Linked DNA regions of Mus musculus: all the other regions are linked to region 3. A link is a contact called in ENCODE POLR2A ChIA-PET data. All regions are on one chromosome and are shown on one strand. Each heading gives the region's core, a stretch centred on a gene start or an enhancer-like site at or near the end of the contact. The rest is flanking DNA. Distances are from core to core; before and after follow the strand shown. Region 1 holds the start of Cdc34 (cell division cycle 34). Region 2 holds the start of Tmem259 (transmembrane protein 259). Region 3 holds the start of Ptbp1 (polypyrimidine tract binding protein 1).

Evidence for each region. ChIA-PET counts read pairs that join two places held with the same protein, here RNA polymerase II (POLR2A).
Region 1: POLR2A ChIA-PET joins it to region 3 with 18 read pairs in embryonic stem cell. The contact joins the promoter of Cdc34 here to the promoter of Ptbp1 in region 3. POLR2A ChIA-PET finds 5 or more read pairs at or near these places in 3 of 5 experiments (Patski and embryonic stem cell).
Region 2: POLR2A ChIA-PET joins it to region 3 with 25 read pairs in embryonic stem cell. The contact joins the promoter of Tmem259 here to the promoter of Ptbp1 in region 3. POLR2A ChIA-PET finds 5 or more read pairs at or near these places in 3 of 5 experiments (Patski and embryonic stem cell).

The regions. Positions count from the first base shown.
Region 1 is chr10:79,680,508-79,683,917 of GRCm38, reverse strand. Cdc34 (cell division cycle 34) reads right to left here and starts at 1,723. Exons shown (of 5, transcript NM_177613.2): 1 at 1,328-1,723. The coding sequence starts at 1,504.
Region 2 is chr10:79,982,695-79,985,883 of GRCm38, reverse strand. Tmem259 (transmembrane protein 259) reads left to right here and starts at 1,624. Exons shown (of 11, transcript NM_001003949.4): 1 at 1,624-1,974. The coding sequence starts at 1,753. Gm26243 (a small nuclear RNA gene) reads right to left here and starts at 378; the gene lies at 272-378.
Region 3 is chr10:79,852,830-79,856,415 of GRCm38, reverse strand. Ptbp1 (polypyrimidine tract binding protein 1) reads right to left here and starts at 1,984. Exons shown (of 14, transcript NM_001077363.2): 1 at 1,695-1,984. The coding sequence starts at 1,702. It overlaps E130317F20Rik (RIKEN cDNA E130317F20 gene), which reads left to right and starts at 1,445. Exons shown (of 1, transcript NR_029447.1): 1 at 1,445-3,586.

The sequences.
Region 1 (3,410 bases), core at 474-2,973, 170 kb after region 3:
ACAGGTCAGGTGACCCTGCTCTGAACAGAACTTGTCCTCCTGGCAGTTCCCACTGCCCCTCCCAGCAAATACAGGAGACAAGGTGCTAAGAGCATCCAGATATTTCTTAATTCAGACCACATCCAGGTGGGAGGCAAGGAAGAAGACACACAAACAAATATCTACCATGGCCCTACACTAGGGACCCTAGATTGGCTGGGATTTGTGCATCCACCCGGTCCTCATCTTGTCCCTTTTGGCCCTAGCATGAGATTCTGTGATTCTGCTAGTTATTCTAGCCCCCAGTAAGCAGGATGATCTAACTGTGCTGATGGGGGTACCTATAGCTGGCCACACATTTCCAGTGTTGGAGGCTTCCCAGTGTTCCCTGCTCCCAACCACAAGAACATCTGGTGCATTGAGCGTGAAGCCACCAGAGGGCAGACGACACTATCTAGAAGGAAAAATCAGGCCCCTAAGAAGCCACCTGTTCAGTGGAACCTGAGAAAGGCTGTCAGGGTGGGGCAAACACAGAGCTCTAGGGTCCAGGGCCCAAAGAAGGAACCCAGGGTGTGGCTCCAAGATTCAGGGTGGACCCCCCACTGCCCCCTTGGAATGCATTACATAAAGCCTGGCTAGGGCTAAAGGTGGCTGTTGTCCAAGCAGGCAAGGCTGCCAAGGCCCTATCAGGGCCTCTACTGGAACTGGAGCAGGTGGCTGTCCAGGCTACACGTCCCTTCTCTGGGGACACATCGGCCAGCGGCTGCCCTGGTTCTGTGTTCCAGCGTAGGGGGCAGGGCCTTGGGATACCAGCTAGCAGCTGCCCGTGGTCCTTTATGTCTTGGGACAACCTAAGAACCTTTCCAGGTTTTACCACATGCTGGTAGGGTGAGGAACAACCTGGGAAAATGCTTGCCAGCAGGGGGCTCCAGAGGCTTCTGTGTCTTGGGGTAGGGGGAACTAACCGGAGGGGGGGGGTTGAGAGGGGGACGGGACAAGAAGGAAAACAACTGTCCCCGGAGAGACCCTTTACCAGAAGCATTATGGAAGGGTGGGGACAACAGGGAAAGATCCTTTCCCAGGTACAAGTTTAGTCCAGTGTAGGACAACCTGGGAACACGCTGACCAGCAGCAGGCTCTAGAGGCCCCTGCGTCTCGTGGTGGGGAGTTGCCTGGGCATGCGGCATACATTAGCAGTCCCTGATCCTGTAGCCTGTTGGAGGACAGCTTAGGGAGACCAGTCCCCGGGGTAAGGTCAGCACGTGCCCAACAAAAAAGGGAGGAGCCGCTTTGCACGAGGAGCCTGGGAGAGAGGCAGGCACAAAGAGGAAACTGAGGCTCTGCTCACCTTGAAGTAGCCGCCCTCATAGTAGGTGTTGGGGGGCCCGAAGATGGCCACCTCCCAGTTGTACAGGTCACCCTCGTCCACCAGCGTCACCCGGAAGCCCTCCACCGGCTCCTCCTGCAGCCCCTTCAGTTCCAGCAGCAGCGCCTTCTGCGAGCTTGGCACCAGCGGCCGGGCCATGGCGGTGGCGGCGGCGGCGACGGAGGGGCCCGGGGCCGGGCCGGGCCGCGGGACCGGCGCGAGCTCGCGAGACGGACCGGGTCGCGCGCCGGCAGGGGGAGAGCCGCCGCCTTCCTCCTCTGCACCGCCGCCGCCGCCGCCACCCGGGGACCCCGAAGGCTCCACTCGCTCTGGCGCCGCTGCCCGCCCGGCGCTCGCTTCGGCCCGGCCCGGCCCGCGCCTAACGCGCCTGCGCGCCGCAGCCGCCGGGCCTCGAATGCGCCTGCGCACCGGCTCCCGACCCCGAATGCGCCTGCGTGCCTCCTTCGGGCCCCGAAAGCGCTTGCGTGCCACACCCGGGCCTAGAGTGCGGCTGCGCGCCGCTGCTGCCGGGCCGGAAATGCACCTGCGCGCCACTGCCGGGTCTAGAATGCGCCTGTGCGACGCCTCCACCGGGTCCGGAATGTGTCTGCGCGCCCGCCCGCGGGGCACACCGGGAAGTGTAGTCGTCGTCCCCCGCCCTGCCGCGCAGGCGCCTTGCGTTTCCGAAGCTCCGGAGGCCGCCGTCGCCTCCGGCCGGAAGAGCTCCGCGGATGCCTGTGTGCGGGGTGGCCGGCAGGGCCGGGCTGCGCGCTGCGGAGTGGCAGCTGCGGCTTTGGGGGCCTTTTTTTGTGACGTTCAGGGGGCGTGGTTGTGGGTGGGGAATTGGGCGTGGCTTGTGCGGGAGCGGAGCAGGATCCGCCCCTGTTTCCCAGCATGAAGCGTTAGATGGCCCCATTTGGTCTCTATGGGCTCAGGTAGAAGCGCAGGGAATCAACGACTTGGGGTTTGCAGACGTGGCTTCCAGGAGGTGGAGTCTGAACCCCTTCAGACTGACCTTTGACCACACCCTAGTCTTGCTTAAATCGACCAGAAAGCAGTGGTGAGGCATAACCCAAAAGTTTACAGGATCCGGAACAGACACGCAAAGACCTTGAGGTTGTTCAGCACAGACACCCATAACTCCTTTCTTGGACATTTGGTCATTAGTATTGGTGGTGGCAGCATATTTAAGCTTTGCAGCAGGGTGTGTGTGTGGTGTACCCGTGACCTTTAGGGGTGGGTGGTTCTGTCCCTAGGCTGTACTGGCCACTCACCCTGACTGTGGGCGTTCTGGAGGACTACAGCTGCATCAACACTTGGGGCTGGGAAAGGGCAGCTCCCACCACAGGTGCTCCGACATCCTGTCATGTCGGGGATAGCAGGTAGACCTGTTTGGGGACAGGGAAACGGTGTCAAAGGTGGGGCTGGTTGATATGACCAGGGAAGAGCCCAGGGTCCAATGCCACTTCATGTGTGGCACTACCTTGGCTGTCCTCCCCCTGGGAGCCCTAGACTCTTGGGCTAGAAGTCTTTCTGGTCACGCTCTTTTCCAAGGACTTCCAGAAGTATCTGCCCCTGTTGTGCATGTCACACTGCCCATCTTACACTGTCACCTAGTTGTCAGCACATAGCAAGTAGCTCAGGTTTTCCTGTGTGTCTGAGATGACCACTCCCACAGCCTGCACTTAGGAAGCCCTTGATGTATAAACGGACAGGGTGCCCCTCCCTTCAGGTGGAACATACTTCTCCCTACTCCCAGGCGAGCCTGCACCTGGGCTTCAAAGATATCGTGAATGCTGGGTATTGAGCATCTGGGAAGGGTGTTGGCCTGGCTTCTGGTGACTGGGGTCATCTACCTTGACATGTTAGGACATGGATGTCATGATCCAAGTCCCCAGTCACAGACCTTGGTCATCTGATGAGGATAATCCAGGTCTCCTCACAGCAAGGGGACATCCAGTCAGAACATTCTGGCTGCTCCCACCCCAAGCTGCAGGGAATGGTTCATGATAAGCCTTAGTCGTGGGCACATCCTAGGAACAGGGCTAGGAGGTCTGGGCAGGGA
Region 2 (3,189 bases), core at 375-2,874, 130 kb before region 3:
CCGCCCAGTCCGGATGCAGAAATTCTCATCTTGTTCCATCATACAGATGCTCCTAGTCCTTCCTTCAAGCTGGAGGTATATAGAAGGCGCACAACGTTAGGGCACGGTGCATACAGAGACAGCTCTGCTGCGTCCTAAAAACAGACAGCTTCCTTCGAGTGCGCAGTAACCGGTCAATAAATGCCCTTGTTCAGGCAAATTGTACGGGAATGTGGCAGCTATAGTAGAAAAGGAGACTTCAAAGGGTCAATTGCGTTATTTTGAGATGAAACAAAATATGGAACGCTTCACGAATTTGCGTGTCATCCTTGCGCAGGGGCCATGCTAATCTTCTCTGTATCGTTCCAATTTTAGTATATGTGCTGCCGAAGCGAGCACAAGCGACGGTTTTTTGCCTCAGGTATTTAAAGGCAGAGAAGCAAATTACTTTTCACATACAGTAATTATGATTTTTTTTTGTTTTTGTTTGGATAAAGTAACGTTTTCACATGTCAAAAAGAAAGGCTACCACTCATAACACCGCTCAGAATAATTATCTATCCGCGTGAAAGCTCACATTTAACTAATTAATATAGCTGTCTGGGAGAAGCTTGTGCCAGCGAAGCCTTCTGGGAAGTCATATGCAAATTAGACAGGCACTACGAGGCTCCGCCCCTCAGTGGTAGCCGGATCAGCGCGGAATCCGTGATACTGGTGCGATGGTGAAACTGTCTGCTAGTAAACTATCCATGGAATTTCGCCCTTCAGCGCTGCGGCCGCCAATGAAAACATTATGCTAATGAGCAGTTAGGAAGCCCTGCCTCCCAGGGCAGGGTGGGTAATGAGTCCTCAGCAGACCCCGCCCCTAAGTGAGGCTGTGGCCAGAGTGAAGCCCTATGTAAATAGGCCTTACTAAGTGCGTCTCCGCCCCCTCTAATTCTCCGCCAATAGGAAACCATATACAAATACGACGGGCAACGTCGCCCCGCCCGCAGGTGGATGCAAATGTTTTAGCTTGTTTCTGAGACCACGCCCCACAGATCGCCCACCGCTAACCTGGATCCCTCCACAAACCAAACGAATTACACCCGACACTGCCGCTCAATGCTTAAGATAGAGCTCTGGGCTAAAGACATGGCTAAGAGCACTGACGCCTCTTCCAGAGATCTTGAGTTGAAGTTCCAGCCTCCGTTATGGTGGCTCACAACTCCTTTCTGGTGTATCTGATGCCCTCTTCTGGTGAGACTGAAGACAGCGACAGTGTACTCACATATATAAAGATAAAGCTCAATGCAAATGAATCGTGACACACGACTCCACCCCAGGCCGTGCCACAGTATGTGGGAGTGAATATATGCAAACAAACGGGGCTGCTCTTTAATGCACTCCGTGTAGCCCCTGCAAATTGCAAGCTCACTGCAAACGAGACCGGACAAAGCTTGAAGGAGCACTAGGAAAATAAACTGAACTCCATGGTACTCTGCCCTTTAGCGCTGAGGCGACCCGCATGAAATGTGTAAAGTCAGGCTCCGCCCACTACTCGTGGTGCCCGCCTTTCGGCCCTGAAGCCCGGCCTCCTCGGGCGGCCGCGGCGATCCCAGCGTGCCCCGCGCACGGGCGGCGCTCTGGCCCGGCGCTCTCGCCGGCGTCGCGGGCCGGACGGACGCGAGCAAAGGGGCAGGCGGCGGCGGCGGCCGGGGGCGGCGGGGGGGATCCGGCGGCCGGGACGCGGCGGGGGTCAGCCGGCGGCCGCCGGGGTGACGCGGGGCGGTGATGTCGGAGCACGCGGCAGCCCCAGGGCCCGGGCCCAACGGCGGCGGGGGTGGTGGCGCGGCGCCCGTGCGCGGCCCTCGCGGCCCCAATCTCAACCCCAACCCGCTCATCAACGTGCGCGACCGGCTCTTCCACGCTCTCTTCTTCAAGATGGCCGTCACCTACTCACGCCTCTTCCCACCTGCTTTCCGCCGCCTCTTTGAATTCTTCGTTCTGCTCAAGGTGACCTCTGACCCCTGACCTCTGACCCCTGACCCCAGCTGTCATCCGCTCGCCCACCCCCGGCAACTTTACCACTTGGCTCCTGACGCCTGGATACCCTGATACCACTCTTACAGATGCTATCTCTGGTCCTCACTTCCTCAGCTCTCAGGCCCCGCCTCCTGCCCTTTGGCCTCAGTCTGCCACTTGGGAGCCTAGGCCCCAAATTTTTCCACTCAAGACCAGAGCCCAGTGTCCTCTTGGAGTAGGATTTTGGACTCGAGGTCCACCTTCCCACCTGTCACTCCCATCCTGTCCTGCACCTCCACTGAGAACAATATGGTCATTTCCATTCCATTCCTGACTTTCCACTGTAGACCACCTCCTGTGCTGGAGGCCCTGTCCCGCCTGTCATTTCTATTCTACCCTGATTCTCTCAGTCCAGTCTCTACTAGTCAGTCCCATTCCAGCACACCCTGAACCAACCCCCTGGGGACAGCCCCCTACCCCCCAGTGTCACTGCTCAAATTTTCTGTTACTTCACTGTTTTCAGACTCTTGCCAGGTTTTCTGTGGCTTTGGGTGAGGTCATCTCACTAGGGTCAGCCACAGAGTCACAGCCAGATTGGCCAGGGACCTCTACAGCCAGCACCTGCCCTGGCTGTGTCTTCTTCATGTGCTCCCGGGAGATCCCGGTTCTCGGTCACAAAGGCTACTCGAGGGATGGCACCAGGCTCTCTCTGAGGAGCTGCCTGGGCCTTCTGGTGTTGGGGTCATGGCTTGGTGGCTGGCATGCTGATATTGGAGGGCATTGGTGAGTTTGGGACTCACTCCTGGTGCTTCTCAGAACTGAGCGTTCGGGGGTTTCATAGGTAGATCTAGCTTGAGCTCAAGACAGCTGTGGGCATCCCCTCAGGCCCCAGTTCATTGGCTGCAGATGAGCCCATGCTCCATCTTCCTTCCTGCCCTCCACACCCTCAGGGCTCCGGGTGGGTGCCCAATGTCTAGTCAGAGACAGGGTCGGCTGGATGACAGTAGACCTTATCCTCTTTCTTAACTGGGATAAACAAGCCACACAGCAGCTGGTTTCTGGAGCTGCTGACGTTTCTGGGAGCCCATTTGCTGTGTTTCCTGCCCGTCCTGCCTGCCCAGCTTCCACCCAACCTTCCTAGAAGGGACGCCTCACAGCCAAGGCCTGCTAGGCTTGTACCACCCTGCGCCCTGTTCCCACCCCAGC
Region 3 (3,586 bases), core at 735-3,234:
ATTGAGTCTCAACTTGAAAGAGGGCCATCATTGTCCTTGAAGACCCTCCCTTCTTCCACACAGGACCCAGACCCTGCCTTTCAACACATTAAATCCAGTTTTAGTACAGGAAAAAAAAAAAAAGAAAAGGAAAGAAAAAAAGCCCAGTTTTTATAAAGCATACCAGTGACCTGGGTCAAAACTCAACTCCTGAGCATCCTACAACGCCAGGGAGCCTGAAATATAGGTAAGGAGCAGCCCAAGACAGTGCTTCCTGATGGGGGCTGGGAGCTCCTCCAGGGCCACACTGCTGATGGCAGGCAAAGTGGCCTTGTTACCATTTACAAACCAACAGAGCTGCCGGGATACACCCTAGGTTACTGATCAACCCCAGCCCCTCGTGACTGCACCCTGCCGCCTCACACCTAGCCTGCTTACAGGCAGCAGCAAGCCTACCACAGCTGGCAGGTTACCAAATGGCTCTCAGGGGTCTGCCTCGTGAAGGGATTCCACCAGAAGTGGTGGCTGGGGTATGTGTAACCCTCTGCTTGGTTTACTGTTTTCAAAGAATCTTTTGCGACATTTCTCTGCACTCCCTTCTAGAACTCACTTCGATCTGCCTATCTCTGGCAGGATTAAAGGTGTGCACCACCACACCCCGCTCAAAGATCCTCGGTAAGTTGCTCAAAGGAGGCAACTGGAGACTCCTGTCTGTCATCTCAGCACTTAGAAGGCTGAGGCAGGAGGACTGCCATAGGTACTCAGCTTGAAGCTAGGCCAAACTACTTTTCAGAATCGTGTTAAAAGGAAAGCCGCTTACTAAGCCTGGTGACTCAAAGCACTAGGGAGGTTAAGGTGGGGAAAATCAGGAATTCAAGGCCAGTCCTTATCCAAAAGCCAAACAAAAAGTTTCAACAAAAAAGTCGGGGCCTGGTGACGCAGGCCTTTAGTCCCATCACTACGCAAGCAGAGGCAAGCGCAAGCAGATCTTTCAGACCAGCCTACAATGAGATCCGGTCTCCAAAACAAACCGAAAACTACAAAAAGTTGCCAGTGGAGGGGGCATCCGGGAAGCATGTGGGAGATACGGATGCCAGGCCGGCGCCCACACCGGAGACCGAACTGAACCTCACTCTGGCCCACCCGCCCCTCCAATGGGGGGCCCTGGAGGCCTCCTCCGGACACCTCCCCCCAGGCGGGAAGGGCGGGCGCGTTCGGCACAGGTCCGCGCGCGTGCCCGCACCAGGGCGCGCGCCCTACTACGCGCGCGCACCCGGGGTCGCATGCGGCGTGCGAAGCGACATTGCTCGGGGCACAGGGCGAGCCGGCCGGATTGGAGCACGGCAGGCGGGAAGGATCGCAGCGGCCGAGCCGCTCCGAGTGAGCGCGTCTCACCGGAGGGAGCGCGCGTGCACGCGGAGGGCGGGAGGGGGGCGCTGGGTTCCTCCGGATGAACCGCGCGGGCACCGGAAGTGCGCTGGGCGAGGGGCTTAAGGGGAGCCGAAAGCTGGGTGCGGTCGCCCTAAGCCAACCGGCTTCCTTAAGGGCCTCAGACGCCCGGGATTCCGAGCGCGCCACGCGGAACGAGGCCACACGCACGCGCCCATTGCAGCGGTTAGAGGGATCGGCGGGGGCCAAAAGTCCACGCGCGCGGCAGCGATGGCTGGGACGGAGTGGTGAGCGGAGCGGCGTGCGAGGGGCGCGGCAGGACTTACCCGTCCATGGCACACGGAAGAGACCCGCGGGGAACGGAGCGGAGGCGCAGGAATAGCAGAAACCGACCCAACGGCTCCGAGTTATAGACTCACAAGATGGCGGAGACGCCCGCACACGTCCCCCGCGCGCGATCCTCATTGGTTCCCGCTGCGGTCTGTGGGCGTGGTCAACCCCGCCTGCCCCCGCCAGGGCCTTCTATTGGTCAAAAGGTTACTCCAAGGGCGAAACGCATCCAGACAGCAGACAGCTGTTGGGCGGGACGGCCGTCAGTCAAGACGGAAGACGGAAACGGCCGGTGGGGGAGGGGGAGGGAGTGAATGAGTAGACGCACGTGATACCATCTGAGCCAATGAGCGAGCCTTTGTTCGACCCGTGGGACGCCATCTTGAGAGTGGGTACGTGGCGGGTCAGACGCAGAGAAGCGTGCATTCTGGAGGTTGCCTCCATATTGCAAGCAGGCACTGGAAGCCGTTAGCCTCCAACGTGAGAGTAAAGCAAGCTGCTTCGCCATCTTAGAAGCGGGCAGAAAACCCCGTATTGCCCTAGCTTGCTTGTGGTCACGTGGCCAGAATTTGGCCTTTCAACCGAGTTTCTCCTGGACTAGATCGCAACGAGGTGGAGGCCACGTGCTTCATAGACGCAGTCGCGACTAGATTGTGAATCATCTCTTTCCGTCTTTTGTCTACCCACAGCAGCCAAGCTCCATCTGTGTCGCAGGGATGGGGAAACCGAGGAAAGGAGCCGCAGTGTGGCTGGTTCTGCCTAAAGCTGGGGAAACGAGGCTACAAACTCAGCAGCCGCAGAATCCACTGGAGGGACGAAACTCCGCCCTCTTGTACCTTCACCCCAGCAGCCAGGATTCTGCCTTCCAGTCCTGGGGTATCACAAAGCAAGACGGGTTCTCCAAGGCCTAGTGCAGGCTATAAAACAGATCCTTTGGTAGGACTCCCAAAGGCACAAACTATCCGGATTCTTGTCTGCCTGGTTATCTGCTAAAAAAAAAAAAAAAGCCAGGCAAGGGGGAAAAGTTTCTCCTCCGCCCTGCACGGGAGGTGAGCCCAGAGCACTGGCCTCCCTTTTCTGTAATACAGGGCTCGTGGGAGGCGGGGCAAAGGGGCTGGCGGCTATACTGGTTTCCTTGCAGATCTGGCCAGGGGCCCAACAGCCTTGGAGCCCCAACGCGGGCTTGGTGCCAGAGGATTCCAGCCTGGATTAGGGGCGGCTGCCGATTTCCATGGAGGCCGCGCTGGGAGTGAGGTCTTTCAGGCCCCAGCCAGCCGGCACAGCAGCTAGCTTGAAGGCCCAGAATCACTAATCAGGACCGTCTCGCGGATTTAGAAAACACATACACACACACAACAAGGCATAGGATTTGAGCCCTCTGGGACTCCCATCAGGTCCTGGCTGGACCATCAGGGATAAGGTTGGCTGCCAGTTTTTGTTCTCTGGGTGGCTGGTGCCAAGCAGGAGCCCCACCCTCAGAAGCTAACCTGCACGGGTGGCTGCCAGTGAAGTTGGAGGCTGCTCATGTCCAAGAAGCACAGGTCTACACTAGCAGAGTTTGTTGAAAGCCATTTCAGAGACCTCCCAGAACCTTTCTTATGAAAACGGTTTGTGTGTAGCCCTGGCTATACCGAACTCCTGCTGGCCTCTAAGGCCCAGAGATCTGCCTCCTGAGTTAATGGCCAGCCCCACCACGCCTTGCTTCCCGGAACCACTGAATGGTCTTGTTCACCTTCAATTCCTTATCTGCTTCCTGATCCGAATCAGACCTCCATTACCCAGTGGGGAACATTTAATTCCGAATCCCAACCCCTGCGCTGCAGAGACCCAGCCTGAGGCTGGCCTCACATAGATCCACTGCCCCTGCTTCCTGAGTGCTGGAATCAAA